Linked DNA regions of Mus musculus: all the other regions are linked to region 1. A link is a loop called in an ENCODE intact Hi-C map of the cell type or tissue named here. Cell type or tissue: left cerebral cortex. All regions are shown on one strand. Links, peaks and the distances in the headings refer to the core of each region. The heading gives the core; the rest is flanking DNA.

What was found. A loop is a pair of places that touch in the nucleus more often than their neighbours do. Peaks named below come from ENCODE experiments on the same cell type or tissue, not always from the same donor. Only the 100,000 strongest peaks of a DNase experiment are listed, where the experiment ranks them.
Region 2: a loop joins it to region 1, with 2.2 times the contacts of the local background. A loop is called at or near these places in 19 of 42 quality-filtered maps.
Region 3: it touches region 1 in a loop (6-fold over the local background); 24 of 42 quality-filtered maps call a loop at or near these places.
Region 4: a loop joins it to region 1, with 7 times the contacts of the local background. A loop is called at or near these places in 22 of 42 quality-filtered maps.

Annotation. Positions count from the first base shown.
Region 1 is chr2:158,740,728-158,748,158 of GRCm38, reverse strand. Ppp1r16b (protein phosphatase 1, regulatory subunit 16B) reads right to left here. Exons shown (of 11, transcript NM_001159662.1): 3 at 7,353-7,423; 4 at 1,496-1,641. Among named protein-coding and RNA genes, the nearest start is that of Fam83d, 24 kb to the left of the region's middle. In left cerebral cortex, for the core only: CTCF peaks have their summits at 2,926 (motif pointing right) and 5,535 (motif pointing right); DNase peaks (open chromatin) are centred at 2,904 and 4,234; H3K27ac peaks cover 2,163 bases.
Region 2 is chr2:158,543,367-158,550,797 of GRCm38, reverse strand. Arhgap40 (Rho GTPase activating protein 40) reads right to left here. Exons shown (of 15, transcript NM_001145015.1): 11 at 7,390-7,431; 12 at 3,950-4,090; 13 at 3,004-3,179; 14 at 1,103-1,152; 15 at 170-261. The coding sequence ends at 170. Among named protein-coding and RNA genes, the nearest start is that of Arhgap40, 34 kb to the right of the region's middle. In left cerebral cortex, for the core only: a CTCF peak has its summit at 3,839 (motif pointing left); a DNase peak (open chromatin) is centred at 3,828.
Region 3 is chr2:158,664,450-158,671,880 of GRCm38, reverse strand. Ppp1r16b (protein phosphatase 1, regulatory subunit 16B) reads right to left here and starts at 4,746. Exons shown (of 11, transcript NM_001159662.1): 1 at 4,632-4,746. In left cerebral cortex, for the core only: a CTCF peak has its summit at 3,963; DNase peaks (open chromatin) are centred at 3,590, 3,917, 4,253, 4,727 and 1 more place; H3K4me3 peaks cover 3,572 bases; H3K27ac peaks cover 3,972 bases.
Region 4 is chr2:158,649,238-158,656,668 of GRCm38, reverse strand. No RefSeq gene overlaps it. Among named protein-coding and RNA genes, the nearest start is that of Ppp1r16b, 14 kb to the left of the region's middle. In left cerebral cortex, for the core only: a CTCF peak has its summit at 3,453 (motif pointing right); DNase peaks (open chromatin) are centred at 1,772, 3,174 and 3,464; H3K27ac peaks cover 662 bases.

The DNA of each region.
Region 1 (7,431 bases), core at 875-5,874:
GCCAGAGTACTTATCCCAGCAATGGAGATGAGAGTGGTACCCAGGCATGACTGTGGCGCTCTCTACGGCAGAAATCCCTGAGTAGCCATGAACACCATATGCAGCTCTGTGGATTTTCTCCACCACTCTAAAAGAACCCAGGAGGCTGGGGAACATAAATTTTACACTTGTGCCTCACGTGGTTCCAATACAGACCAGCAGGAAAGTACACGAAGCTGCCATTTCCCCTGACCTCAGGGACCTCCTGGGAGGTCTCTGATGGGTCTCTGATGCTCTGCCAAGACCTGTTGGAGTGGTCATCTGCTCTCCGTCCCTCGTCCCTGAACTCAGACACCGTCAGTCTCTAAGACCTCACCCACTGGCCTTGCTCTCCTAGCCTGTGTGCCCAGGGCCTGGCACAGGCCCTCAGGATGTAAGACGGGGAACTAGGAAGACATTAGAAAAATCCCTTTAAAAATTAAAAATGGTTATCACAGAGCCCAGCAATTCCACATCTGGGTATGTTTCCAAATGAACGGGAAGCAGAATCTGGTCCACAGCACCACAATGCACAGCAACCAAAGGGTCGCAACAACCAGCATCCACCAATGGACCAACAGATACACAGTCTGTCTCTGAGCCAACCATCAATGGACCAACGGATACACAGTCTGTCTCTGAGCCAACCATCAATGGGCCAATGGATACACAGTCTGTCTCTGAGCCAACCATCAATGGACCAACGGATACACAGTCTGTCTCTGAGCCAACCATCAATGGGCCAATGGATACACAGTCTGTCTCTGAGCCCTCTACAACATGGATGAACCTTGAGGACATTGTGCTAAGTGAAATAATCCAGTCGTGAAAAGACAGGCATTGCTTGCGCTTAAATGAGCTGCTGGTGCAGACAGAGGTAGGGTGCGGGAGAACAGTAGTCTGGGAGTGAGGGCAGGGTGGGCATAGATGGGGATGGGACAAATCATCTTGGTTGATAGTTGTGGGCTCTGCAAGGTGAAGTGAGTTTCAGAGATGGTGGTGACAGTTCTCAACAAGGGAGACAGCATGGGCTGTATAAAACAGCCAGAAGTTTAAAGTGCACGCCATTGGCATTGCGACCCAAAAACTGTAAAAAGAGTAAAAACTGTAAAAGAAAGAGACCACATGGAAAAGACGGAGAGGTCAGGAGTGATGGAGAGAGAGAGAGAGAGAGAGAGAGAGAGAGAGAGAGAGAGAGAGAAGTAAAGACACATACACACAGAGAGAGAGAGAAAGCAGTAAAGACACACACACACATACAGAGAGAGAGAGAGAGAGAGAGAGAGAGAGAAAGAGAGAGAGAGAGAGAGAGAAGGGGAGTTTGGGGAAGGAAGATAGAGCAAAGAAAACTGATGGCCAGGGAGGAGATGGAGGGGGATTGGAAGAGCGGGAAGAAAGGCATGGAGGACTAATGAGCACGGAAAATGCCATTGTGGAGGTGGCACACAGGCTGCCCCAGGGAGGGGTGGGCACGTACTACTGAACGAGGATCTTCACCAGGTTGATGTGGCCGCAGGTGGCTGCCGCGTGCAAGGGCGTCCACAGCTCGTTGTCCTTGGCATTCACGTTCGCACCGTGGGACAGCAGCAGCTTGACAATCTCTTCAAAGTTGTCAATGCAGCACTGGGAGGGAAACAGAGGCAGAGTGAGGTCAGGCTCGGCCCATGCCTTGGCGGGGACACAGCTCACATGCTCCCCACCAGAGATCCCGAGGAGAACGAGGAAAACGGCAGAGGCGGAGCCTGAGTATTGTAAGTTCTGCCCGTGACTTTCGGTGAGGCCCTCTTAGGGAAGTTAATAATGAGAAAGGTAAAAATAGCCTCAGCAAATGGCCCCGTCAGCTATAAAGTGTTTTTATGAGTGTTAGTGGGGCTGCAGACAATTTGAATGCGCTTTTAAAACCCCAGACAGCTTTCTCCAGGCGACATCTTAAGGGGACTCTTAGCCCATCCTTCAGCTCAAGGACTGCTCAGGTGCATTTGGCTTTTTACAAATTTCAGATCTGGGAACGCAAATCTTACGGAGGTCCTCGAGTGACTGAGACTCCTCCCAGCAGGTTCTGGGGGCTCTGGCACAGACAATTCACAGAGATAGCCTGTTTGTGCTCGCACCTGGATGGAGCTAGGGGTATAGGTGGATGAGCCCCATCAGGTGGGGCGCGGGGTCCAATCCTGCAGCTCCCCCAAAAGAACACAGGTTCTAGGGACAGAGAGTGAAAGGCTCACCATGGGACACAGCCTCATCCAGGGAGGACAGAGGTGGGGACAGAGGGTGGGCCAGTGGCCGCTCTGCAAGTGTGTATCAAGGGACGTGGGCTCACCCCTGCTGTCTAGTTAAGCCAGGTTTGGTTTTCAGGGCACTGTGAAGGAGAGGGTGTGTGTGTGTGTGTGTGTGTGTGTGGTGTGCATCCAAGTGCATGCACATGCTTGTGCAAGTGCACATATCCACATTGAGAGGGACAGAGAGAGGCTATGTTGAAGTCACCTAATTAAGGGATAGTGTTGGCCTGGCCAACGTAAATACACACACACACACAGACACACACACACACACACACAGACACACACACACACACACACACAGACACACAGACACACACACACACAAATATATGTTTGGAGAAGAGTAGGAAGCCAACAGAAAGATCAGGAGCTCCTATGTAAGCCCATTGACACCAGGTGGGGGTGGGGTGGGACACTAGCACAGCCCCAAGCATAGTCCCAGCCAGCCAGGACTCTGCAACAGAAGAACACACAGGAAAGGAGCAGCCGTGTGCACAGATGGTGCCACTGAGCCAGTTCTTCCTACCAGCTGGTCTAGCATGGCTAAGTCTGAAGGTACTTTTCTGGACAGAAAGGGAAAGAAAGATCAGCCCATTAGGGCTTCTATTGTCTCATGGGGCAGGAGAACCATGCAGGAGCACAATATAACCAGTAGAGGGAGACACAGGCGCTGGAGTGAGGCATCAGTAGAAAGGAAGTAAGTAGTCCCCTGGTTGTAAGGAGGTAAGACCAGGGGATTGCATACCTAGAGCTGAGGGGTCTTGTGGGAGTGATCCCAGGATGGGTGCAGGGGTGTCTATGAGGATGGGGTGGGGGTGGGGGGCAGAGAGCAGGCCCTGCAGTCACCATGGAACCACAGTGGGAATTGGCACCTGCAGTAGGCTGGCTTCTGTGGCTTCATTTCCCACATCCGAGAGAGCCAGCTGAGTGTTTGCTCCTAAGTGTCTGTCTCCATTCCCGAGGCTCAGCATGCACTGCATCATCTCTACCTCCAGATGCCCTCTGCTTTACCGTATCTAGTCCTGCAGTGTGACCTCTGCACATCTCACAAGGTTCCCCTTGTCCAAGAGAAGCAGACCTGAGCTGCCTGGCTAGCCTTCAGAGGCTCTGTGGGTATCCCAGCCACCCCTGTTGTATGTAGCAATACACAGCTGGGAGGCCACAGCATGCTGCTTCATTATCAACAGGAAAGGCTGATACTTCTGGAAGGCCTGTAGAACCAGACACTAGGCAGGTGCTCTGGCCATTCACTGCAGCATTTAACCCTCAAAACAATCCTGGGGCTCCTCTCCTCCCCACTGGCTCAAAGAAGCACAAAGTCACTCACATAGCCAGAAATAGATTCATTCAAGATTATATCATCAACATCCAACACTCTCAGTACTAGGGAGGTGAGGCAATGGGACCATAGTTCAAGGCTAGCCTACGCTGCATAGTAAGATTCTACAAAGCTAATCAAATAAGAAAGCGAGAGAGAGAGAGAGAGCCGAGCGTGGTGGCACATGCCTTTAATCCCAGCACTTGGGAGGCAGAGGCAGGCGGATTTCTGAGTTTGAGGCCAGCCTGGTCTACAAAGTGAGTTCCAGGACAGCCAGGGCTACACAGAGAAACCCTGTCTCGGAAAAGAGAGAGAGAGAGAGAGAGAGAGAGAGAGAGAGAGAGAGAGAGAGAGAGAGAGAGAGAGAGAGAAAAGACAGACAGACAGACAGACAGACAGACAGACATAGGGTACCAGCACAATAAAAAAAAATCATTCTATAAAGTCCAAACAGTCTGACTCTGAAGGTCCCATTCTCAACCTGGCCAGCCCCACTTCCTCTATGCCTCTAATTACTCCCTTACTCTCAAACTTGCAAGGCTGAGCAGCTCTTTCAAGCCTCTGTGGGTGTTCGCTCTGCTCCAAATGCTGCTTTTTTTTTTCTTTCTGGCAGACTCTTACTCATATGCACACAATACTCATAAGCTCTTACTTCAAGCCCCAGCTCAGGTGTCCTTCCTCTTGGAAGCCTGTGTCGCTTCTCCTTTCAGGCAAGCCAACAGCTTCGAGCTTCAAGCTGCAGATACCTCTGCTTCCATCCGTGTGAACGCTGACCACACGGCGTCACCCCAGCTGTTATGTCTAGGCCTCTGGTCACAGCACACCACACAGTCTGTAAGCACGGCCTCTTCCTAACCCTCTATCCCTAACCTGACACAAGAGTGGGTGAGTAAAAGGGACTGTTGGATGATCAAGAATGAGAGTCTGTGGGACAGCGTGGGCAGACGCCTCCTAAGGACCTTCCCAAAGTGGAGCCAAGTCAAGTGTGGCCAGGCTAGCGTTAGGGGAGAGTGCTACATAGCTAGGTTCAGACCCTGGGTAGTTACCTCTCCTTGTGTGTTCCTAGAGGCTCAGTAGCCCCCAAGAAAAGCAGGACCCAAGGAGGTCATGTGATCAGCAAGGAAGAGGAGGAGGTAGGGTGGGAAAGAATGGAAGGAACCCCAAATTCAAGGGAGGGTCCCCCAAAAGTTTATAAAGGCAAAGATAGCACCTAGAGAGATCCCTGGAGCCCTTCTAACTACAGTATCCAGACAGTCAAGGCTACTGTTGTTAGCCCTGGCTCTGCCATGATCCACCGTTTGACCTAGAACCCAGAGATTTTATATCTAAAATGGCCCCATCTGTGTTTAAATTCACTAAAACTAAGTAAGAGTTAGAATCCAGTTCCTGTCACATTAGCCACAGAACTCTGTGGCCACTATGCTGGTCCATACAGACACACAGGACATATATCCACATCTTTGTCCACAGAATAGAGCTGCCCCATCCCGAGCCTCAGTTTCTTGAGATATAAAACAGGATAACAGTGTTTCTGAGCGTGGCTATGAAGATCAAATTGAGATATACCAATGAGGTGCTTTGTGAGGTAGGCACATGATAAACTGTAATCATAAATCTTTTTTAAAAAGATTCATGTATTTACTATTGTATATACTGTTCTATCTACATGTATGCCTGCAACCAGAAGAAGGCACCAGATCTCATTATAGATGGTTATGAGCCACCATGTGGTTGCTGACAATTAAACTCAAGACCTCTGGAAGAGCAGCCAGTGCTCTTAGCCTCTGAGCCACTTCTCCAGCCCCATAATTCAAATCTTTTCAAATGAGATTATTTAAAAAATCTTTAATTGCGTGCATATGTTTATGTGTATGTAGGCATATACATGTGTGCATGCAGGTGCTTGTGGAGGCCAGCAGAGGGCGTCAGATCGCCTGGAGCTGGCATTACAGGTGGTTGTAAGCCTGACACAGGAGCTAGGAACTGAACTCTGGTCCCCTGCAAGAGCAGTATGTGTGCTTAGCCGTGGGAGCGTTCTCCCCAGCCTGATTACTGCATAGCTTCTGGTAAGTGTTGCTTGCAAGGTTTTACCTCTGCTCATTCAATCCTCTCTGCAACCCAGGGAGATGGAGACTCTCTCTCTCTCTCTCTCTCTCTCTCTCTCTCTCTCTCTCTCACAGGAGAGGAAACTGAGGCACAGAGAGCATAAGGAATTTGTCCAAGGTCACACACAAGTGAGTGACAGTTCCAGGCCTCAAATCTAACTCTACCCTTATGGCTATCCCATCATTAGGCCTCTGGCTAATGAATACTACCCAGTCTCAGTGGTTGCCTTTTAGGTCTCAAATCCAAGGTAGACTGAGGGTCACGCCTCTAGTGTATCCTCAGCACTCCAGAGTGAGTGAAGCTGGACTTTGCTTTTTTTGGGGGGGGTTGGGGGGGGGAGCGTCCTTGGGTAAGACCCAGTGAGGTTACTAAGCCAGTTACCTAAGTGTGGATGCCTGAGGCCCTAGAGGACAGTAAGGGCCAAGAGTACACAGGCAGACAGCCTTCCAGCTCAGAGCTGAATGCGGTGGGTGTGGCCTTGTCCCAGCATCTTACAGGTATCAGATATGTGTGGCTTGTCTCAGTCCATGGGGTTCAAGCTGCCTGGTTTCTCCTCACCACTCTACCCTCAAGTCTGTCTGCTCAAAAACTCAGGCAACAAGCACAGGGGAAGGGTCAGGTATGGTCATTCACTGATTCAGTGTGCGCCTGCTGAGTGCCTACAGTCTGCAAGCATGGGGAAAGATGCTGGAACACAACAATGGACAGAAGATGCAGGCTACGTTGCGGTGAGGCTCAGCTTCTGGGATGAGGTCATCTCAGAGGGTCAGGCTAGTGCTAAATGACAGGAGAGGATGGGTCACTTGGAAGAAGAGAGTACCTTTGTCACAGTCCAGCTCTCAAGCACTTGCTGGGGACAAGAGCTACTGAGTGAGGACACGGGCAATGGAGAACAAATGATAGGGAGGAGCCCGCTGTGGAGGCTGAACACGTCAGGCCTCCAGGGTCTCATGCAGGACAGCCGAGATTTGTCCTTTACTCTGAGCATTAGGAAGGAGACACAATACAGCCTTGAACTAAAGCCAACTTTCAGCTTTTGGAGAAAGAATTCCCGCAGGACTAACCCTTGGGGGCTACAGGCTGGCCGTGGAAGACAAAGCTTCTATGTGGGTGGTGACAGCCAAGGCCATCCCCAGGCAGGGAGGGATGTCACCACATTCCCTTGGAAAGGACATGTGTTCGATAGCACCCACTTCATGGCCATAGGTCTTGGCCATGTGACCTTAGACAACAAAACAGTCAGTCGGCTTTGTCCTCAGGGCGAGTGGGATGTCCTGGTGGCCGTGAATACTCTCTGTCAATTCTCAACTTCTACAATGAATTTTCTCAGCTGCCTGTGAGGACACAGTGAACAAAGAACCCCTGTCCTCAGAGCCTGTGACCGCGCACATGTGCACAACCAGGAGCTTGTGTGTGTGTGTGTGTGTGTGTGTGTGTGTGTGTGTGTGTGTGTGTGTGTGTGTGAGCTCCAAGGCCAGTCTGTGTCAGACACAGGCATCTCCAAAGGACAAAAGCCTTTCAGCTGGGCTCTCTGTGTTCCTGTCTCATGTCCCCTCTTCCCGGAGGGTTTGGGGAGCGAGTTATCAGGGAGCAGAGAGGCCAGGGGGACCTCAGATCTGCCTGCTTACCTGGTGCAAGGCTGTAAGTCCATCCTCATTGCACAAATCAGGGCTAACCTTGTTCTTCAGGAAGTAGCGAACTGCAAGA
Region 2 (7,431 bases), core at 1,177-6,176, 200 kb after region 1:
GAGAGATGCAGGTACCCGGGCAGCATCCTCCGGGGCTCTGCGTATGTGGTGAGACAGCTCTGTGCTGTCTGCCATAGAAGAGGTATTTCCTGCAAGGGGGGCTTTGGATGAAGACCTGGCCTTCCCATGTGACCAGCTCTGCTGCCGGGCTGGATCTCCAGGCTGTTTCTTAGGTGGGGCTCTGTCTGATGACCCATTCTCCATGGGGGTTGGCACGGTACAAATCCAAGAGGTAGGCATCTGGGTCCAGGCGACGTTCACCTGTGGAGAGGCGGGATTCCAGAGGTTGAGACTGTGGCAGGGAAAGATGCTGTTATCTTTTCAAGAGCCTCTCCCCAGGCAAGGTACCACCTTCTGATTATAGGAGCCTTGCCGTGGCTCACAGTTACCCCCTTTTTTTTTTGAAGAGACTTCTTCTGTTAGTAGAAGATGCTTTGCCAGGAAATGCAGTCCCCAAGCATCCACACCAGAGGTGTCAAGGACCAGCAGCCTTCAGGGCTGATACAGCCATATAAGCATGCATCCCAGCGCCCCCTGGTGGATCTGGCAAGCTCCTAAAATACCTTCCCTAGCCTCTAACACTCCTTCCATGCAAAGCTGCCTTTCCATCATCACCCAAAGCTTGTGGACCTGGTGTTGTCTCCCCTTCTTGGCCACTGGCTCTCTGAGGGAAGCCTGGACCCTTGGACCAGCAGCCTCAAATGCACGGGGAAATTATTAGAAACACAAGCTCACAAGATACCGCCATTTCTCATCACAGTCCTGAAAGACTCTAATGCCCTACTCAAGTTTGAGGGTCATTGCTTGTCCCTGGCTCTCACAAAGCAAGGACACTTGGAGCCAGATGCTGCTGAGCCTACAGCATCCATAAAGACTTCCACATTCAGGGCTGAGATTCCCCTCCCCTAGAGTGTCCTTGAGACATCCGTGGGAGCACTGACAGCTTTCACACCAAACACTAACCAGGAGTCAGCTCTGGGTAGAGCTGCCCACGAAGGAAGAGTGCCTAAGTCAGCCGTGCTCATCTTGACCCTCACGGCAGGGGAGACGGAAGCCTGAAGCCCCCCCTCCCTGTAGATTCACTTCCCACCAGGGAACTTACCAATATTTCCTCCAACTTCATAAACAAGGAAGGTGACCGGCTTCGTGTTACTGTAAGACAGAGAAAAACGTCCACTGGACTCTGCTACACAAGGCAAGGCCACCCCAGGTCTGGAAGGAGCATCCTCAGGGATTTGTGGTCCTAGTAGGAAGGGCCTGAGGACTCTTCTGAGAGAACAGGAGCCAATGAAAGAGACCAGCCTCCAGAAGCAGAGAGGGGAAGGGAGAGGCAGGGAGGTAGTCAGTCCTTGGGAAAGATCAGCCCCAGGTGCTCTGCCACAGGGCATCAGAAGTGGGCTTCAGGGGGTTCGGTCAGGGTGACAAGTGGAGCGAGCACCCTGCTGTGAGCACCGGCTTCTGCATCAAGGAGGAATGTGTATGACTCTGTGTGGGTTATAACAATACAAGTGTATAATTATCCGATGATGATTATAGGTATCCTGGATTTGGATCCAGGATCTACCCCTGACTAGCTTTGTGTCTTTGGACATGCCTTTGGCCTTTGATTTCTCATTAGTATCAGAAGGAATTGGGTCAGACACTTGGTAAGGGCTGATACTCTGGGGGTCTTTGTGCCAACCCCAGGAAGGAAGCTCCCAAGGACTCCGGCTGCTACTCCTTGTGCCTGGGAATGACAGCTACGTATCAGCCCCCTGATGCATTTGGCCACACCGTTTCTTGCTTCCTTAGGACCTCTGCACATGCAGGGTTCTGTGCCCGGAAGCCTTGTTTGCTCCTCAGGTTACAGTAGGCACCTCAGTGCAATTCATGTTATATAAGACAATATAGTGTTTAACTTGACTCAGCTACTTAATTTATGTCTGTCTCTTTTCTCATGGCATGAGCCTGTAAAGGCCAGAACCTTTGTTGTTGTTGTTGTTGTTTTTGAGACAGGGTTTCTCTGTATAGCCCTGGCTGTCCTACAGCTCACTTTGTAGACCAGGCTGGCCTTGAACTCAGAAATCCGCCTGCCTTTGCCTCCCAAGTGCTGGGATTAAAGGCATGCACCACCAACCCCCAGCTGGTTTTTTTTTTAAATATTTATTTCTATTCTTTTGTTTGTCTGTTTGTTTGTTTCTTCCTTCTTGTCTGTCTTCCTTTTGTTTCTTTCCTTTTTTTTCATTTTTCTTCTCTTCTCTTTTCTTTTTCCTTTCTTTCTTTTCTTCCTTCCTTTTTTTCTTCCTTCCTTCCTTCCTTCCTTTCTTTCTTTCTTTCTTTCTTTCTTTCTTTCTTTCTTTCTTTCTTTCTTTCTTTCCTTCTTTCTTCCCTTCTTTCTTTCTTATTTTTTTTGACACAGAGTTTCTCTATTTAACAGCCCTGGCTGTCCAGGAACTTGCTTTTTAGACCAGGCTGGCCTGAAACTCAGAAATCTGCCTGCCTCTGCCTTCCCAAGTGCTGGGAAGGCGTGCGCCACCACAGCTGGCTATTTATGTTTAGTTACGAGTTGGGGGTGGTGTACATGCACATGTGTGTGGGTGTCTGTGGAGGCCAGATTGCTGTGTACCCTGGAGCTGGAGTCACAGGTGGTCATGGGCTGCCTGACTAGGGCAGCTGGGAACCGAACTCCAATCCTCTGCAACAGTGGTCAGTGCTCTTAACCACTGGGCTGTCTCTCCAGCCCCTCTGTTAAGGCCTTTCATTGCCATTTTAGCATTCCATGCACCGTCTGATCTACAGTAGCTATTTATTAATATATATTAAAATCAGTAATGAATGGTGGCCCTTTTCATTATTATTTGGAGCCAAGAAGTTCTAAAAAGGCTGACCACCACAGAAAGGGGAAGGCCAGGGACAGACATGTGTAACTCCTCATGGCCTTCAGCTGGAAGGGACCAAACCCTATCCCTCTCCACACCATGCAGGGCAGAATGGAGGCTCCTGCCTCAGGGAGGTGGCACTTACTGTGAGAGAAGGCTGTTTGGGTTCTCACTGCCCTCTTCAGGCTGTGAGCCAGGGTTGAGGTGCTCTGTGAACAGCTTCAAGACGTGGGTCACCCTGGTGCTAGGATTCAGAGGCACCTGCAGAAGATCCATGCTAGGCCAAGTCGCCTGGACCTGGATCTTTGCCACTTTGGGAGTCTGGAGGTGAAGATTTGGAGATAAAGAATCAAGACCCTTCCATCCCTGCAATTCATGCGCACGTGTAATACTTAGACCAGTATTCAACATCACATGCATGCACAAGCCCACGTCTACAGCCAGGTGTGGAAATGCATGAACATACGAGCTACATACAGATGTGCACATGTACACCCTGGCTCATGTCTGCTGGTCAACACACACAGTCACAGATACAAAGACACACACACATACACACACACACAGATACACAAACAGACATACAAACAGAGACAGACACACACACAGAGATACACAGGCACACAGAGAAACACAGACACACACAGACACAAGACACACACACACACACACACACACACACACACACACACACACACACACACGACTTTCCCAAGTGGCTGTGTTGAAAACTCCTTCCTGCTCCATGTTCCGGAAAGAATCTTCGATTCTTCCACATCCCTGTTCCTCAGAGTAGCCCTATCCACTTTCGGAACCCCGCCCCAGGCTCACAAAGGACTTCCTAACCATAGGGCCAAGTCAGTGACTTCCAGAACCTCCCACCAGGCCAGCTTCCCATCCCTCAGCCCCTGCCTCTGGTTTCGCGGCACCAGCTCCTTGATCTCTGAGATGCGGCTCCGGCGCCGCCTGGAGGTCACAGACGGTTATGCATGGCAGTTTGGTGGCAGGGCCTAGGAAAAACCCGGATGCCCGCCCCTCAACCTTCTCTCCCCCTTCGGTTTCTCCATTCGCCTGGTATGGGAGCCACTCACCGCCTCAAGCCCTTCCCCAGCCTTGTCTCTGTCCACGTGTGTCCTCCACAGCCAAGTCTTGAGGCCCCCATCACAGAGCTGGGAACGACGGCCATTACTGTCATTCAGTTTTCGCACTTGAGCTACCAAGAAAGAGGCGACCTGTCCAGAAAGAATCATGTTTCAGCTGAGTTGATATGGCAGTGGCAAGCAAGGCCCCATTTCAGCCACCGCTGCCTCTCCCGCACAGGGCTTGAAACGGACACCTTGAAGCAGCTTCCAGAGATGTTAGAGGTTTAGCCCCAATGAGGACCCCGGAGTATTGGACTCAGGATCGAGCAGTCCCTGGAGCTACTGGACAGAGCTGTGCTTGAGAGAAGCTTCTCACTGGCACACCATGCAGAGATGTCCCCCAAACACATCTGGCCTGCAGAGTTCCTGGAGAACTGCAGGTCAGCTCAGCCACTGTGCAGTGTGAGAATCTAGCAAAGACCCAGCGACCCTCTTTCCAAGGTTCGACAGACTATGAGGTGTAGAAGCCTAATCACAGTGACACGCGTGGAGAAGTTGATGAGATTTCTATCTTGCTGTATACATCTGGGCTGTTTGATACTTTAAAAAAAAACCAACTAGTAAAAAACTAGTATTTAAGGAATATTTAAAAAAAAAAAAAAACTTCCTATAACAGGAAAAAGGTAGCATCCAAGAGCTGTCAGGTAAGATCACTGGCAGCTCTTTCATTAGCTGGTCCCTAGCATCCAACATCACGTGGAACTCCCCCTATTTGGATTTGATGTCTTCTTTTGACCTTTGCAGGGAGCAGGGCCATATGTGGTGTGGCCACACCCATGCAGGCCAAAAGTTCATACAGATAAAATAAAAATAAATCTTTAAAAAATTGCAATTCACTGTGTTTTAATAGCAATGTAAGTTAGGGGGTTGCATGCAAAGAAAAAGGAATTATGGGAGTCTGGGAGGCAGGTAGGGGGTTTTCAGCAGAACAACTGACCCTGAACTGAGTCTTTAAAAAAATAAGCATCCCTTATTTTTTGTTTTGTTTTGTTTTTTGAGACAGGGTTTCTCTGTATAGCTCTGGCTGTCCTGGAACTCACTTTGTAGACCAGGCTGGCCTCGAACTCAGAAATTCACCTGCCTCTGCCTCCCTAGTGCTGGGATTAAAGGCATGCGCCACCACATCCAAGTTCTGCCTTTGGAGAAAGGGAAAGGAGTATCCAGGCAGAGTGAAAGGCTTAAGCAGAAACCCAGAGATGGGAAGCCCAGGGTGCATTTGAATGCTTTGCTGGAATATATTAAGTGTGTGCCTGTGGTGCTGTGAATATGCTTGGCCCAAGGAGTGGCACTATGGTGAAGGAGGTGTGGCCTTGGTGAAGGAGGTGTGGCCTTGGTGAAGGAGGTGTGGCGTTGTTGGAGGAAGTGTATCATTGTTGGGGTAGACAATCAGACCCTCCTCCTAACTACATGGGAGCCAGTCCTCTGGCTGCCTTCAGAACAAGAACAAGAGGTAAAACTCTCAGCTCCTGCACCACGCCTGCCTGGATGCTGCCATGCTCCTGCCTTGATGATAAAGGACTGAACCTCTGAACCTGTAAGCCAGCCCCAATTAAATCTTGATCTTTATAAGAGCTGACATAGTCATGGTGTCTGTTCACAGCAATGAGACCCTGACTAAGGCAGTGCCTCATGGAGGGCAGAAGAGGGCATCAGAATCTCTAGAAGTGGAGTTATAGACTGCTGTGGGCTGCCACATGGGTTCTGGGAATCAAACCCAGGTCCTTTGGAAGAGAAGTGTGTGCTCTTAACCACTGAGCCATCTGTCCAGCCCCCACCGCTCCCACTGCTGATGCATTTAAAACAGCAGCTGGCTCAAGTCAGAAGATCTGGGGCTACTCAAAGAAAAATGCATTTACTCGCTTCTGGAGGGATCCATCTAACTTGTGGATGAGGGGAGGGATAAGATGGAAGATGGGTAGGTGGACAGGTATGTGGTGGGTAGATTGGGGTAGATGGGTGGCTAGTGAATGGGTATGCAGGTAAAACACTGATGAATGGCTAGCTGGGTGAGTGGCTGGGTATATAAATGGGTGCAGAGTGGATAGATGAATAGATGTGAGGTAGGTGGGTGGGTGGGCACATTGTTGAGTAGGCAGTGGGTGGATAGAGAGATGAGTATGAGTCCACGGGTAAATGCATAAGGGATGGGTGAGTGGGCGGATAACAGATGGATGGATGACTGATCGGTGGATGATGGATGGTAGGTAGATGATAAGTAGATAGCTAGATTAGTGGTGAGTGGTGGATAAGTGGGAATTGTTTGGTCAAATGGGTAGGCAGATGACTGATAAGTGGGTAGTTGGATATGTGGGTGGAAAGTTGTTTGGGCCAATGGGCAAATGGATAGGAGACTAATGGATTGAGCAAATGGCCTGAGCAGCCCCCGTGGATGGTGCCAATTGTGTGGTAGGAATACTGAGCGCTAGAAGGATCATCTCGGGCTCCTGTCCCATCTACAACTTCCGCAGACTAGGACCAGGTGTGTGATCCCTTCTGTGTGATTACCTCCCCCCACCCCGATCCCACTCCTGCTTCTCTGCATGTTTTCAGGGCAATGTTCTTGGTGGGAGCAGGGATATCTCTGATGTCTGGTTTTGGCCTCCCTTGGGCAGGACTTATGCCCCTGAGTCGCAAAGCTGGACACTCTTGCTAGAGTAAACTAGGGGTGATGGGGGAACCGGAGGGCTGCGAGTTGGCTGAGAGGTTGGGGTTGTAGAGAAAGAAAATGTAGTCTTCTTAGACTTGAATGCAGGGAAGAAAAATCCTGGCCTCTGCACAGTCCCTCAGAGTCCTAGGAAGAGCTCTAAGTAGTGGCTCAAAACATGGCACCCATGATAGAGGGAGTGGGTATCTGTTACCTCCTTCCAGCCTAGCTAGGCTGGCTCAGACCATCCGCCACTTAGGCAGAGCCACCTGCTGTACTGCTTCTCATCACTCTCCTTTGATATGCCACTACCTGCTACCTGTCTGAGGCCAGACCAGACCAGTACTCGGAGATTTTCTCGGAGTTAGCGCGCCTAACTGTGATCTTCGTGAGTTCCTACTAAAAGGCTGTTCTGACAACTTCAAAGGAACTTTGTGTGACTGGGAATGGGCCTCCTCTCTTCTTTATAAAGCATGTTTGACATTAAAGTTGAGTCTTGATCAGAATTCAGTCTTGACTCCATTTCTCTCTTTACCCGCCTAGATTCCCTCTTTTCTTCCAGATTCCAAGATGCCTTCCAGGCTGGAACCCAGACATGAGAGCCTCAGGCCGGCCTCAACAGGTATCTACACCAGGGGAGTGCAGAATGGTGGAGCCTGTGATGGATGGACAGGCAGATGGACAGATGATGGACAGACAGATAGACTAAGACTAATGGATGGATGGACCCACTGCCATCACTCACCGTCCAAAGCAGGTCCTGGTACTGCACCATCATGCACACCAC
Region 3 (7,431 bases), core at 1,539-6,538, 77 kb after region 1:
TAACAGTTCAAGGTTAGCCTCAGTACATAGTCACACACACACACACACACACACACACACACACACACACACACACACACACAGAGCTTAGAAACCCATCACTTTACATAGGATCAAAATCCTTAGGAGAACTCAGAATCCCTTATATGTGTGCTATATATACAATATATATGATCTGTGTTTCCAGATGAAGAAATTGGGGGCCCAAAGAAACAGAACCATTGCCTAAGGTCCAAAACCTGGTGGAAAGTAGAATCAGGATTCAAACCCTGAACTTAAACTGTCATCGTGGAAAAAGAACGGTTAAGCAAGTGTTTGAATGTCTTCTCTCTGTAGGCAGGACCTATAGCCACACAATATTCTGAGCAGCCATCCTAAAGGCTCATTCCTGCCTGGGGCCACCTGGGGGTTCGGTCACCACCTGTCCCATCAATCAAGCTACAAACTGCCCTCACTGAAGCACATCTGCAGGACTCCAGTGGAATGCCATTCTGGATTCTGAGACATCCAGGAACACCTCCCCCCACAGTCACCTGCACTCAGGAATTTCCCAAAAAGTCAGGGCAGGTCCCAAGAGCATACCATAGGGTGATCCACCTCTAAGGAGCCCACTGCTCAGCACCAAGGGGCACAAAGTCAGAGAAACCAAACACTATGCAGCCAGCTTAGAAAAGTGTACAGGAAAAAACACACAATATCTTTTTTTTTCCCCTCAAGGTCTCACCATGTAGCCCAGGCTGTCCCTAAATTTGCTATCCTCCTGCCTCCACCTCCTGAGTGCTGAGATTACATATATACCCAAGCATGCCCAGCTGGCATAGAGCATTTTTGAAGAATTTGGCATGGGGGGGGGGCATGTCAGGCAGAGGGAAGGAGAGAAAACTTTATGCTTGCTGGAAGGGACCAAGAAGGAATAGGAATAGAGAATATAGCCTTCAGTATAAACGCAGCCCCGCTCTTCCTCCCGTGCAGAAATTAATCCTGCTCTTTCTCAGTCAGGCAGCCTTTTGCAGAGAGCCTCCTGATGAGGCTACAGAGTGCCGCTTCGGGTCAGCGAGCGTTTAACCATGCACAGCCCCTGGCAGGATGACCTCTGACTTCTTCCCTGGCCTTCCTACCAGGACCTGCCTGCATCACACTGTTGATTGGGTTCAGCAGTGACTCCCACCCACAGCTCACCAAAGCCATCCAGAGCTTTCCAGCCTGCACACACGCAGTTCTTCCCCATGCCCGGGTGCCTACCCCTCCATTACCCACCACCTGGAAGATTACCACTGAAGAGATCAAATGTGCTCCCACCATACGTGTAGCCCACCTGTTATTGGTAATAATAGACTAATAATAATAGCAACTAACATCTGCGAACACTTATTCATCCAGGGACAGCCCTGAGCTAATCCTTACCCACAGTATCTCTTCTGCTCACTTTACCACCAGCAGGCAGCTTACCTGCATGTGAGGGAAAAGATTCTGTCACACAGTGTGATGGCTCAAACCTAGGGCTCCTTGTGCTCTTCATTCCATTCTTCCTATGGGAGCTTTGACCACACCAGACCCTCTGCCTGCAGGCCTGCCTCTCCCCTGAGGACCGCCCCTCCCCAGAGCTGCCTCGGTTATGACAACCCCTTGCTAAGCACGAGATATGTACAAAGGACCCTGGAGAAAGGGGTCCTCCAGAGGCCTAATTCCCAGGACATTGCCCAGGAGACAGGCTAAAGAGGCTTTCTCTGTCCCAAGAACTGGAGTCAGAAGAAGTATGAATTCCCTGTAGCAGGGGAGGAGGCAGGATCTGAGGGCCCGGAAGGAAAGAAAGAAACAGAGGTGTTACTAACAAGAGTCACTTCCTCCCTGCCTTCCAGCACCCCCACTAAGCGTGTCTGTGTTCTGTGGTCTCACCAGGTCCTTAGAGCCCCGTGAAGATGACCACAGTAGGATTCTTATTACCCAGAAGAGAAATGGGGAAGGGGCTGGGAAGAGCTTTACCCAGAGTTCCAAGGCTTTTCAGCTTAGAGCTGTCATTTCAACTAGACTCATATCGCTTCCTTGGGTTTTGATACTCTTGGCTGTGATGGGCTTGTGCCTGCCTTCCCCCTCCCCCAAGGCTGATCTCTAAGATCAGCCTTATTGTTGAGAGAGAGGCTGTCCTGGTCTGGAATGTCCGTTGGGACCCACTGTTTACCATAGCATAGCAAGCATGATGGGGGTTGGAAGACAGGGTGCTGGCACAGGAGAGCGGGTAAGGTCAGCACGAGAGGGTGTCTTAGGAGATCAAAACCCAGCACTTGAATCCAGGCTGCCTTTGCAATCTGCTGCCCTGTGTCCACTTGGTTGCTATTGGTTAGAACAAGTTCCCTGAGGCTCTAGAACTGGGTTCTCGCAAGATAGGACAAGTCGTTGACTCAAAGGTGCTCTATAGGAAACTTCTGGCCTTAAAGAAAACCACTTCCTTGCCTCGGCTTCCCCTGGCTCTGTGACTCGGGCTCATAAAAACACCAAGCAGCAAGATTAGAATTTAACCTCTGTTCCTCTGCTGCTCTGGTTCCCAGACTCCATGGACAGAAGAGTCCAAAGTCTGTATAGGCACCAAATACCGGCCTTACTTACCTGGTACTTCTAACCAGGAAGTTTAGGCTTGGCTGAATTGTCCCATCGCAAGGGGACTTCCCAAGGGGTCTGAGGCACCTAAGACACAAGTGAAAATCACCTTGAATCGGAAAGAGGCTTTCTTAAAGGAAGCCATTCCAAAGGCTGAGAAGATCTGGGGGCGGGGCGGGGGGAGACAATGGTAGATAGACTCTTGACAGAGTGGTCTATTGTCATCTTGCCCACAGAATTCCAGGGACTGGGGCAGAGAAGATGGGATTTGGGTGACAGGTGGGAGAGAAGGTGGTGAGAACGTGAGTGGGAAAGGCCTTGCAAACAGGCAGCACGCTGGAAGGAGTCACTGGTCCCTACCGCCTCCTACAAGCTGGCTCTTTGTGACATAACTGAGTGAGGGAGGAAAAGTGGAACCCCACATCCCAGCCCCTGCAGAACCACCCACCAGGGTTCCACTTCTGCACCTGGCTAGGGGACACGCCCCGCTCAAACCCTCACTAAAGGCGGGTTTGCCTAGCAGGGTCATCCATGATGCTCCGATGCACCAAGAGCTTCGCGGGAGGCCTCCCTGTTACCCTACAGCGACCATTCACCCCACTTCTTAGAGATCTGTGGTGATGGGGAACCGAGTGCAGGGCCCGCGGGCAGACAGCAAGTCTTCAGCTGAGCTGTGCGGAGCTCAGCCTGGAAGGAAAGCTCCCTCCCCACGGAGGCCGTTTCTACTCCGGTACCTTACTGGCTGCAGGAAATGGCAGGATAAGGCGCACAGAGAAGTCCCCCCACCCCACCCCCCGAGGGCCTGGAGCGACCGCCAGCCCCTTCCCCAGATAGCCTGGAGGGAAACGGCGCCTGGCACTATCGGGCTCCGGGTCCTCTACAGAGGGCGATTCACAGGCCGCACCTGGTGCTCCCGGGAACCAGGAGCTGGTGGGCGCCTCTGACAGCAAGAACAGGAGCCCTTTATGAGCAGTGTAATCACATGGGCGCACAAGCACCGGCTTTCCGTTCTGTGCAGCCTCATCTCTGCCCCCCCCCCCTTCTGATTCCAGGAGAGCAAAGGCTTCCAGGCCTGGCCAGTAGTGGTGGCGCTCCAGTGGGTTGCAGAGAGGGCCGTAGTCACAGCTCACCTAGACCCGATTATCCGCCCGGGGCTGGAAGCTGCATCAGCAACATCTTCCGTAAAGCTGGAGGCAGGGCTGGGAGGGGAGCGCAGAGGAAGAGAGTCTGCATCCGCTACGGAGGCGGGTAGGAGAGCCTCCGGCTCCTCGCTCCCACTCGGGGCGATCAGGGTGCTCTGCGTGACCTTGTGGGAGACCCCTCAGTTGACCTCTGGGGTAGGGCTGCGCCGTTTCTGCCTGTCTTGGGCGCTCGGGGGCGCTGCTCCCTGCGGGAACGGATGCGCGGGACTCGCGAGGAGTGGAGCGCTCTGGGCGCCGGGACCCGCAGCTCGCGCCCAAGGCGGCGGGCGAAGAGGCCGAGAGCATCCCTTCTGGGGAATCACCCCGCCGGGGGCTACCGGGACCGACCGACACTCTCTAGGGGTGGAGATCCCGCACTAGGTCAGGTTTGCCCTTAGGGACGCCTGCCCCCGGGACTTTTCCCACCCCCGGAGCAGCGCTCTCAGCGCGCTGCCTGCCCAGACCAAGCGCCGCCACGCGAGGGGGCGGCGCCCCCATGCCGGGCTCGTAGACCGCTTGCCCAGGGCGTCTGGTGTTCTGTGGTTTCATCACCCAGCCTTGTAACCCTGGCAGACAGTAGCCCAGACAGACCACGGACCTCACATCGCCCCCCAGAATCCAGCCATCGCAGCCCTGCCAATTCACTCTCTACACCAGCCTCCCCATCCGATAGCGAGATGTGGGAGACTGCACCTTTCCAGCACACTCCACCGCCACCGCCCCCCTCCCCAATTATCTTAAGCCACCCTCCCTTGGCTGAGCCACCCCTCTCCACCAGCCAGACTGGAAGGGCCCGAGACACCTGCCCGCCGGATCCGCAGAGTGCAGAGAGGAATGCGGCGCCGCTCAACTCACCCGCTCTCTCGAGCCCTACCCCGGGCGGCTCCGGCCCCGGCTCGATCCGCAGGTCCCAGAGCCGCAGCTGGTGGTGCGGCGACAGAGCCAGCTCGGCTGGGTAGCGAGCCACCGTGCCGCCTCTTGACTCCTCCCTTAAGGCGGAGCCTCAGCTCCCGGGGGAAAGGGGTGGGCCCGCGCATCCCCAAGGGGCTTGTCACCGAGCAACAAGAAGGTCTAGATCTTAGCGCCCTCCAAATGAAGACCCCTTTTCTGAGCTGCAGGAATTTGGAAGCAGCTGAGACACAGTCAGGCTTCAGGATAGTTCTCCTTGACTGTGTCCCACCTCTAACCTCCAGTACAGACAGGGGGGGAAGCCAGGGTGGTATTTTATTCCCATTTGACAGATAGACCCAGTGAGGCCCAGAAAGGGATAATATCCTACCTGTAGTAGCAGAGAATGGGGTCAGTTCAGTGCCCGAAAGTCAATCTCCCACGTTGAGCTTGATTCTGAAGGCTCCACAAACATCAGGAACTTGGCCAGGCCTTATCTAGAGGACGGGGCTATATAGATAGGTCTTTTACCTGAGAAAAGGCAATAGACCATGGCCTGTGACGTGGAGTCCAGTCACTCTTTCGCTCTGGAAAGAGGGGAGGTGAAGAGAAGGAGGAAGGAAGTGGTCATGCCTAGGTTGATGACTCTCACCAGCTGAGGTGCCCGGAAGATCTAGGCCCAGCTGCTTCCTTGAGGTTTCCTGCTAAGAACAAGACCCAAACGCCCTGGGTTTCTGTCATGTAACCTAGGCGGCTGCTGGGCAGAAGATCCTGCAGTGTGTGCCTTCCCTCGAAGGCAATGGGTTTAACTCTGTTTAATCTAATTTTGAAAGTTGCTCCTTTAAATTGCTCCTCCCCCCAGGGAGAGGGGAGAAAGTGGACAAAGAGAAAAGCCCTATCCCAAACATTCTCTGGAATCCGCATTCCCTGAAAGCTGACTTTAGAACAATGGGGTTCTCTTCTCCACAAAGGGCTTTGTTCCTGCACTTTCCCAGCCTCCAGATTAGAGCCAGAGGCACCCAGGGCTAAGCAGCTGGGGAGGCAGACAAGATTCACAGTTTAGGTCTCAGGGATCCTCCCGTAATCCTGTTTGAAACACTCAGGGATAGAACCATAGAACCGGTAAAGCCGGGAGCAACACCAAGTGTACTGATTTCCTTTTTATTTTCTTTTAAGACAGGGTCTCACTCAGCAGCCCTGACTGGCTCAGAACTCACTATGTGGATCATGCTGGATTTAAAAGCAAGAGATCCGGTGACCTCTACCTCCTCAGTGCTGGGATTAAAGACATGTTGGGATTAAAGGCAGGGTCACTACACCCTGCCTGATTTCCTACTTGCTGAATACACTCAGTTACTTTTCTTGGAGGAGCAAAACCCTGTGGGTTGAGTAAGGAAATATAGCTCAGTGGATAGAGTGCTTGCCTAGCAGGCACAAAACTCTGGGCTCAGCCCCCAGTACCCTGTGTGTACACCAGTACCCTGCATGTGTGCCAGTACCAGGTGTGGTAACAAACACATGTAAATCCAGCTCTCAGGCATACTTATGGATTTGAGGCCAGCCTGTCTGTGCCACATGAGACCTTGTCTTAAAACAACAAAACCCACCTCTGGTTGGGTCCTTCGAAGACTTCCCCAAGTCTGAAGTCCCCTTTCATGTGCCCGAGGCTCCCCGCTCAGTTCATTAATAATCCAGTTGTGAATGACGCTGTTTCTGGAGCAATTAGAGACAGCAGAGCAGGTGGAGAAGGCTTAGAGTGAAGTTTAAAATAACCCAGAGGGGCCATTGTTCTCTGCAGAAGGTTTCCATCAAGAGCTGTGGGCGGAGTGGGAGGGGAAACCATCTATCTCTCTTCTAGGCATGCACAGAACTTAGAGCCTGGGTTCCCCCCCTTCCCCGAAAACCGAAGTCTTGACTGGGGTAGGGGGTACCAAATCTGGGTGTTGTACAGTTCACTGACATCTCTCACAGTACTAGACACCCAAAGGGAAGGCATACTGTACTCAGGGGACCCCTGCCTCCTCATTTCAATCCTACTAGGAAGCTATAGCAATCAAGACCGAGACAATGTGGTAAAACTGTAAGAACAAACATACAGACAAATGAAACAAAACTGAGACTCCAGATCGAAGGCTTTGCATCTGCAGCCCCTTCACCAGGAGTGCCAAGGCAGCTCAGTGGAGAAGGAACAGTCTTTAATAAATTGCTCTGGGGAAACTGAGTCACATGCCAAGGGATGAAGACTGACCCCTACCTCACACCACAAACAGAAATAACTTAAAATGGATCCGAAGTTTAACCTACTTGCCTCTGGAGTTTTATTCTATACAGTTTTACTCGATAGCTCAGGCTAGCCTGGAACATGCTATCTGGCCAAGGCTGGTCTTGAACTCCTGATCCTCCTCCCTACTTTTCGAATGCTAAGGTACGGACATGCACAACCACTCCTGGCTCCCAAACCTACCAACTTTCATTTTAGACTTCAGTCTACACAAACAAGCAAAATAAATTTCTGTGATTTAAGCCATCAATCAGTCCAGGATATTTTGTTATGGCAACCATAAGTCAACCAATAATGACCTACAGAACAGGAGGGAATATCTGGAACATATAAGGAACTCTTAGAGCTCAGTAATAAAAAGAGAACTCAGTTAAGAACAGGGTGAGGCGGCACCATGTGGTACCGTATGCTTATAATCTCAGGATTTGAGAGATGGAGGCAGAAAGAGCAGGAGTTCAAGGTCACTGAACAGTGAAGTATGAAGAC
Region 4 (7,431 bases), core at 1,347-6,346, 92 kb after region 1:
ACATTCTAGAAGCCTAGAATCTCTTAAAAGTTAGTAGCCCTTTTTAAAGGTGGGAGTTATTCTAGGTTAATAGAGACTAAAGAGGCATAGCTCACTCTCTTGTATGTGTGCATGCGCCTGTGTGTATAAATGTATGCATTTTGATTGGATCCTGGATAGGAAAAGGGAACAGCTAAGAAAGGAAGGCAGGTAGCTAGGAGTTCAGGTGTTCTCTGTCCATGAGGAGATGGTTAGAACTTGATTTTGTTTTTATTTTATGTGTATGAGTGTCTGTCTGCATGAATGTGCATCACGTATGTTCCTGGTGCTTGAGGAGGCCAGAAGATGGCATCAGATCCCCTGGGGCTGGAATTTATTATAAGAGGCTGTGGTCCCTGATGCCCCTGGGAATTGAACCTGGGTCCTCTGGAACATCAGTGAGTTCTCTTAATGCTGAGACATCGTTCCAGCTCTGTTCCTTGGTGTTTTAACTTCTCTGGAGCTTTAAATAAAAAGGGGGGGGGTAGGGTGGGAGAGGCAGAGTCCTTGAAGATCTGCAGTCTATGCCCTGGAGTGAGGCCTGGGATCTGCAGTTTTAAAAAGTGCTCAGATGACTGGCGTCTGGTACAGGATGTCACCACCTCCAAAACCATTTTGGATGCCCCCACAGCAGCCTGTGCCAGACGTTCAGCCCAACAGTTTCGTCTCGCCCTTTCCCCTCTGCCTGGTTCATGTCTCCACCCTTCCTTCAAGTCCAGATTCAAATGTCACTTCCTCAGGGAAGACCTCCAAGAGTACACTCAAAGACTGGAGAGATGACTCAGTGATTATGAGCACTCTCTTCCAGAGGACCTGAGTTCAATTCCCAGCACCCATACATATGACAGCTCACAGACCCATATACGTTAACCTATATACATGAAATAAAAATTTTAGTTAAAAAAAATAATAAAGAATACAGTCACTCAGAGCCCCAGGCACTGGGCTGTAATTTTGTATCCAGTTGTGACTATTGAATTAATGTTGCCCCCTCACATTCGGCAGTGTCATAGTGTCATGGCTCAACCTCCACTCCGATGCATATGTTAAAGTTCTTACCCTCAGCTCCTCGGGCTATGGCTATGTCTGCAAAGAGGCTCTTTGCTATGGCTTAAGTACATATGTGTCCCCTCGAGGCCAACTTGCTGAGTACATGGGTCCCCTGGGTGGTACTACTGGGAGTTTCTAGGTCATTAGGTCAAGTTCGCAAAGGGCACTGTGGAAGCCTGATTTCTCCCTCATTGTCTTTCCATCCTGATTTGTGGCATCAATGGTTTTGCTCTGCCAGGTCTCCTGTTGTCGTCTGTAGAGTTAATTTAAGGCAGCTTGTCTCAGAATAAGAAGCTAAAATGCAGCCAAGTAATATTTTAGAAGTTATGGGGCATAACCTTCTTCACTCCCATTTTTGTTCAGTTGCACAGTGGCTGCGGCCCTCAGCTCTCCAGTTAATCTTCTGTTGTCTGTAGTTGAGCCTGGATATCACTGCCTAGCAAAGAGGACAGGTTCCCCAGTCGTGATGTGGGACATCTACAGCAGGTGGAAGCCTGCATGTTCCCACCTAAAGCAAGGGAGGAAGAGCTCTCCGAGTTCTTAAAAATCTAGACTTAGGAGAGACACACACAGTGCTGAGGTGGTACGACAGGATGTTTATCCCCGGACAGCAGGCAGGTTGAAGAGCGGCCCAGCTTCTGACCATCAGGAAATGTAACTATGGCAGCCAGGATGTAAGCCCACAGCCACGTGACAGAGAAGGTCTGCCAGCGTTCTTGCAAATGAGGACTGTGGAACCTTGGAGCGACATGGCATTATGTAAGAAAGTTGGATGCACAACCAGTCACCCCAGCAAGCAGGCTTAGGGTGTAGCTCAGTGGGTAGAGTGTTTGCCTAGCAAGTGCAAGACCCTAGCTTCGATCCCCAGGGCAGCGGTGGTGCACACCTGTAATCCCAGCACTTAGTTGGTGGAGGTGAAAGGTTCAAGGTTAGCTTGGGGTACACGAAATTCTGTCTCAAAAACAATAGGAAACCTAGGAAATGGCCATGCCTGCCTAGAGAAAAATCCCCACCTATGCAGTAGAACCAATGTCCATCTGTAAGAGCAAACACACAGCAGGCTAAATGGCTGCCAGCAGGGAAGTAATGGGACTCTAAACAACAGAAATGAACTGAAATGGAGCTATCCGTGGAACATGTCACGTGTGGCCAACAGGACGGAGGAAAAATATAGCCACGCTGGAAATGACACCCGCCGTGGGATGTCTCTGTGTTTTAGAAGTATGTGACAGGCACATGTGCAGCAGAGGGCTAGTCTCCTCGATGATCCCTATAGATTGGCTCAGCTTCCCACATCGCTGGGGGAATAAAACTGTAAAGGTCACCGCTCTGCTGGCTTCTCACAGGGTTCAGTCCCAACAGACTAATGGTAGGTCCCACAGAACAGCGGGAAGTGAGTTAGTTGTGTCTCCTGGCTGAAGACCCCAGACCCTGTAAGTGGGTCCCTCCAGGATGTGGCCATTTCTCGCTCCCCTCACCTCAGTTTCCCTAACCATAAAATGGGGATGATAAAATCTCTTATAGTCACTATGTGGGATGGGATGGTGTGTCTGGTGGGTTATAAACACTGAGCAGGCATTACATTCCTTTTAATATGGCCTACTCTCTATCATTGCAAAGAAGCCTTTTCTCTCTCTCAAGAGAAAGATTTTGTGTGTGTGTGTGTGTGTGTGTGTGTGTGTGTGTGTGTGTGTGCCACAGGCCAACATCTGGTATCTTCCTTACGTATTCTACACATTATATAAGCCTTTAAAAATGTTTGCTTTTATTTTATGGGCATGAGTATTTGCCGGCATGTGTGTATGTTCAGCACATGCATACCCGATGCCCTCGGAAGTCAGAAGAAAGCCTCACACCCTCTAGAACAAGAGTCACAGGCAGCCGTGGACTGCCTACGTCATCTGCAAATGCAGCAAGTGTGGGGGTTTCTGTTTGGCTTTTTGTTCATTTTGGGGTTGTTGGTTTTTTTGGCTTGTTTATCTGTTTTGTTGTTGTTTTTTTTTATTTTGTTTTGTTTTGTTTTTGAGACAAGAGTTCTCTGTGTAGCCCTGGCTGACCTAGATCAGGCTGGCCTTGAACTCACAGAGATCCAACTGCATCTGCCTCTTGAGTGCTGGGACTAAAGGCATGCGCCACCACGCCAGACACAGCAGCAAGTGTTTTTAATCACTGAGACATCTCTACAGCCCCCATGATATATATATACATACATACATATATATATATTGTTTTTTTTGGTTTTTTTTTTGTTTTTTTTGTTTTTTTTTTTGTTTTTTTACAAACATTTAACCCACAACAGTGACAGACTGTGAAGATCTATGGAGTGAATGAGTTACTTAAGAGTTTCGGAAAAAGAGCTGTGTGTGCAGATTCTGTTGGCCACTAGGTGGCAGCATCCCCTCTGTCAAGGCCGGGAGTGTTCTGCTGGGATCTGGTTGGTTGTCGAGATCAGGGTTTTGCTGTGCTGCCTGGGCTAGCCTTGAACTCCCACTCCTCCTGCCTCAGCTCCCAGTGCTGAGATTACAGGCAGGTGTCACTATACCTGGACGTTTCTCTGCTTTTACAGGACAGATCAAGGCTGGTGGGAGCTCCTTTGGGGGTGCCCTGGAGAGGGAGTTATGAGTGACGCAACCCTTTCACTATGCTCATGAGTTCTACCTGTCCAAATTTAGAAAGGGAGTATCCAGAACACCCTGGCTCTGTCCCACACATCTGGGCACCAGCTGGAAAGAGTCTATGGCTGACCTGGAGACATCATCTCCCAGGTGTCTGGTGAATAATGGAGATTGCTGGGGGGTTAGGGGGTGGGGGTGGGGGCGTGCCTACCGTCCTTCAGGGTGGCCCACTGAGATGGTTTAACACAAGTTTCCTACTGCAGGGTAACTAGGCTCGAAGGTAGCTTCAAAATCAGAAGCCATGGTTTGTCCCTTGAATCCCAGAGCTCAGGAGGCAGAAGCAGGTGGAGTTCTGCGAGTTATAGGTCAGCTCAGTCAACCTAACAGTCTACGTACAGTTCCAGATTAGCCAGGCATAGTGAGACCTTGTCTCGAAATCAGCAGCAGCAGCAGCAACACCATCATCATCTTTAAAAGATAAAATCCAACCAACCAATAAAAAATAGCATGCACTTCCAAGGTTGTCCGCAGAGCCCCTCTCTGGGTCACCATGTCACCAAGGTTGTCCGCAGAGCCCCTCTCTGGGTCACCATGTCACTGGATAAGATTAGCACTACGGTCCTGACTATGTCAGGCTGACTGACTTCCCTGGTTCTGGGTGTTAGAGATCCACAGTTGAGGGAGCAAGCCTCAGGCACACTTTCTTCTGAGCCCTCACTCCTTGACACGTTCCCAAATGACCTTTCCTCTGTGCACATGTGCCATGGCGTCTCTGTGTTTAAGTTCTCTCTTATAAAAAAAAAACAGCAGTCAGACTGGATTAAGGCCACTCCGACAGCTTCATTTTAATTTAATCACCACTTCGAGGCCCCGGTCTCCAAAAATAACCCCATGCTGTTGGGAGCCCAGACACCAGCATATGAAGTGGGCATGGACCACAACGGGGCCCATTACAGTCATAGAGCATGGGGTGCATTCATCTTGCGAAAATGCATTCTGTTCTTATGGTCTTGTCCGGAGCCAGATTGTTAAGTGCATTGCCACTCTGACCCCCAAGCCTTTGACCCTTAGATAAAGGGTGGTCCCAGCAGGAGGCTGGCAGGCAGGGGTACTCCCCTCTTGTTCAGCCATCCTGAGCCCCTGCATTCTAAGGATTCCTGACGCCTGTGGCAGGCTCCACTAGCCACTGTCATCTTACATCCCCTTTGTTGCACTGGCTACGGTCTCTGCCACTTACAGCCTGCTCCCCTCTCGAGAGAAGCACTTGCTAACACATTTTATTGCACAACCTTGTGCAGTCAGTTGCACAGACAGGAAGACCAACAGTGAGGACGTGGAGGTCCCTGGCCACAGAACTGGTGAATGACAGAGAGAAGACTTGAACCCAGCTCCACCTGGCTCCTGGGCCTGAGTTCTTGCTACTGAGTCTGAGAGCACTGGCCTTCAGTAGCCCTTTCTTCTGTGCTCCCCCCTCCCCTGATCAGTCCTCTCACCAAAGCCTAGGCTCTTCAGTAGCTCAGTCTACACTGGATCTCTTACATGCTTGTAGTTGGCCTCCCTCGAGAAGCCTCCCCACCCACACCCCAGACCTGGGCTTATAGACAGAAGGGGAACCAGGCCTGCCTTGTTCTTCACACCACATCCCCATGACATCCACAGGGCTGAACTTCCTCACTCTGCCCCCACAGTGGCTTAGAGCACATCAGGGACTTGTTTTGGCCAAAGGGATCCCAGCCAAGAGAATACAGGCAGGAGCTCAAACGACTGACTATGTGCCTGGCTTTCTTGGAACACGCCCACCTCATGCATAGAGCCAGAGAAGAGAGGCTGGCAAATGGCCCAGTCCAGTGAAGTGCTTACCACCAAACCTGAGGACCCGAGGATGGATCCCCAGCAGCCACACCTAAGGCCAAGAGTGGGTGTGTCACCCCAGCCATGAGGAGGACCAGACAGACAGATCCCTGAACTCACTGGCCAGCCAGTCCAGCTAAACTGGTGCACTTGAGCTTCAGCTTGTCACAAAAACTAAGGTGGGGTATGGCTGAGGAAAACACTTGAGGTTGACCTCTGGATGACATGTGCCCATCCACGCACACCACCACTGCCACCGCCAATAACAACAAACCAGACAGACAGACAGACAAACTACTGCTATACAGCGTTGATAAATTGGCTCAGCAAGTGAAGGCTCTTGCTGCCGAGCCTGACGACTTGAGCTTAATCCTGAACCCCACATAACGAAAGGAGAGAATTGATTCCTGAAAGTTGTCCTCTGACCTCTACACATATGTCATGGCATGTACACACACACACACACACACACACACACACACACACACTATAGATTTGAAAAAGGAAAGCCTAGAGAAGATCTTCATTGTTTTGAGACAGGATCTCACTATGTAGCCCAGGCTCTCCTGGAACTCACTATGTAGACCAGGCTGGCCTCAAACTCACAGAGATCCACCTGCCTCTGTCCCCAGAGTGCTGGGATTAAAGGTGTGCACCACATGCCCAGCTAAACTAAATGACAGGAAATCAACAGGACATGGTGGGGGCATGCCTGTAATGTCAGCCCAAGGGAGGCAAAGGCACCAGGTAGACATAGGCCCAGAGCCAGCCTGGTCTCCAGAGCAGATATGAGACCAGCCAGAGCTTTTACAGGGAGAAGAGACTCTGTTGAGAAGGGCCCAATCTACCCCTCATCCCAGAAACCCTAGCTGAGACTCCAGACATGAGTGAGGCCACCTGGGCTACCTGTCCCAGTAGGTCTCTATGACTGTAGACACAGCAGAGACTCTGACATGATGAGCTGGAGATGATCCTCCCAGTGAGACCCAGCAGGAACGGCAGATCCCTGGGATACTGGACCGATGTAGTAATCCTTTGTACTGGCTAGTTTTGTGTCAACTTGACACAGCTGGAGTTATCACAGAGAAAGGAGCTTCAGTTGAGGAAATGCCTCCACGAGATCCAACTGTAAGGCATTTTCTCAATCAGTGATCAAGGGAGAAAGGCCCCTTGTGGGTGGGACCATCTCTGGGCTGGTAGTCTTGGTTCTATAAGAGAGCAGGCTGAGCAAGCCAGAGGAAGCAAGCCAGTAAAGAACATCCCTCCATGGCTTCTGCATCAGCTCCTGCTTTCTGACCTGCTTGAGTTCCAGTCCTGACTTCCTTTGGTGATCAACAGCAACATGGAAGTGTAAGCTGAATAAACCCTTTCCTCCCCAACTTGCTTTTTGGTCATGATGTTTGTGCAGGAATAGAAACCCTGACTAAGACATCCTTATGCACTCAGAGAATAGGAGCTCAAGGTTTCTTGTCCGTTGTGGATGCCGATCAGTGGACAGGAACTGGATCTTCAGAACCACTCAGAGAGCCCCCAGTCTGAAAAAGACCATGGACCAATATCCTCAAAAACGGTCTTCCAACTCACCACCCGCCACACATTCTACAGAGAGAAGCAGAAGGTGGTAGTTAGCCATTCTGTAATAGTCTTGCCCCTCTGGGCAGGTAGGGGACTCCGATTCTGAGACCTGTGATATCTGTGCCTTTCTCATTATCCCTGCACTCGTCCCTCATTCTCTGGATGTCTGGACTTGGGCACGTCTTGGAAAGCTGTCTAGTGTTTGCCCAGTACCAACTTCACACTCCTCTAACAGCCTCCGGGATTCTGGGAGGAGATTAACACAAAACAACAAGCCGGTAGCCATGTGCAGCATTAGCATGTATATGTTGCCTCTTTGTCA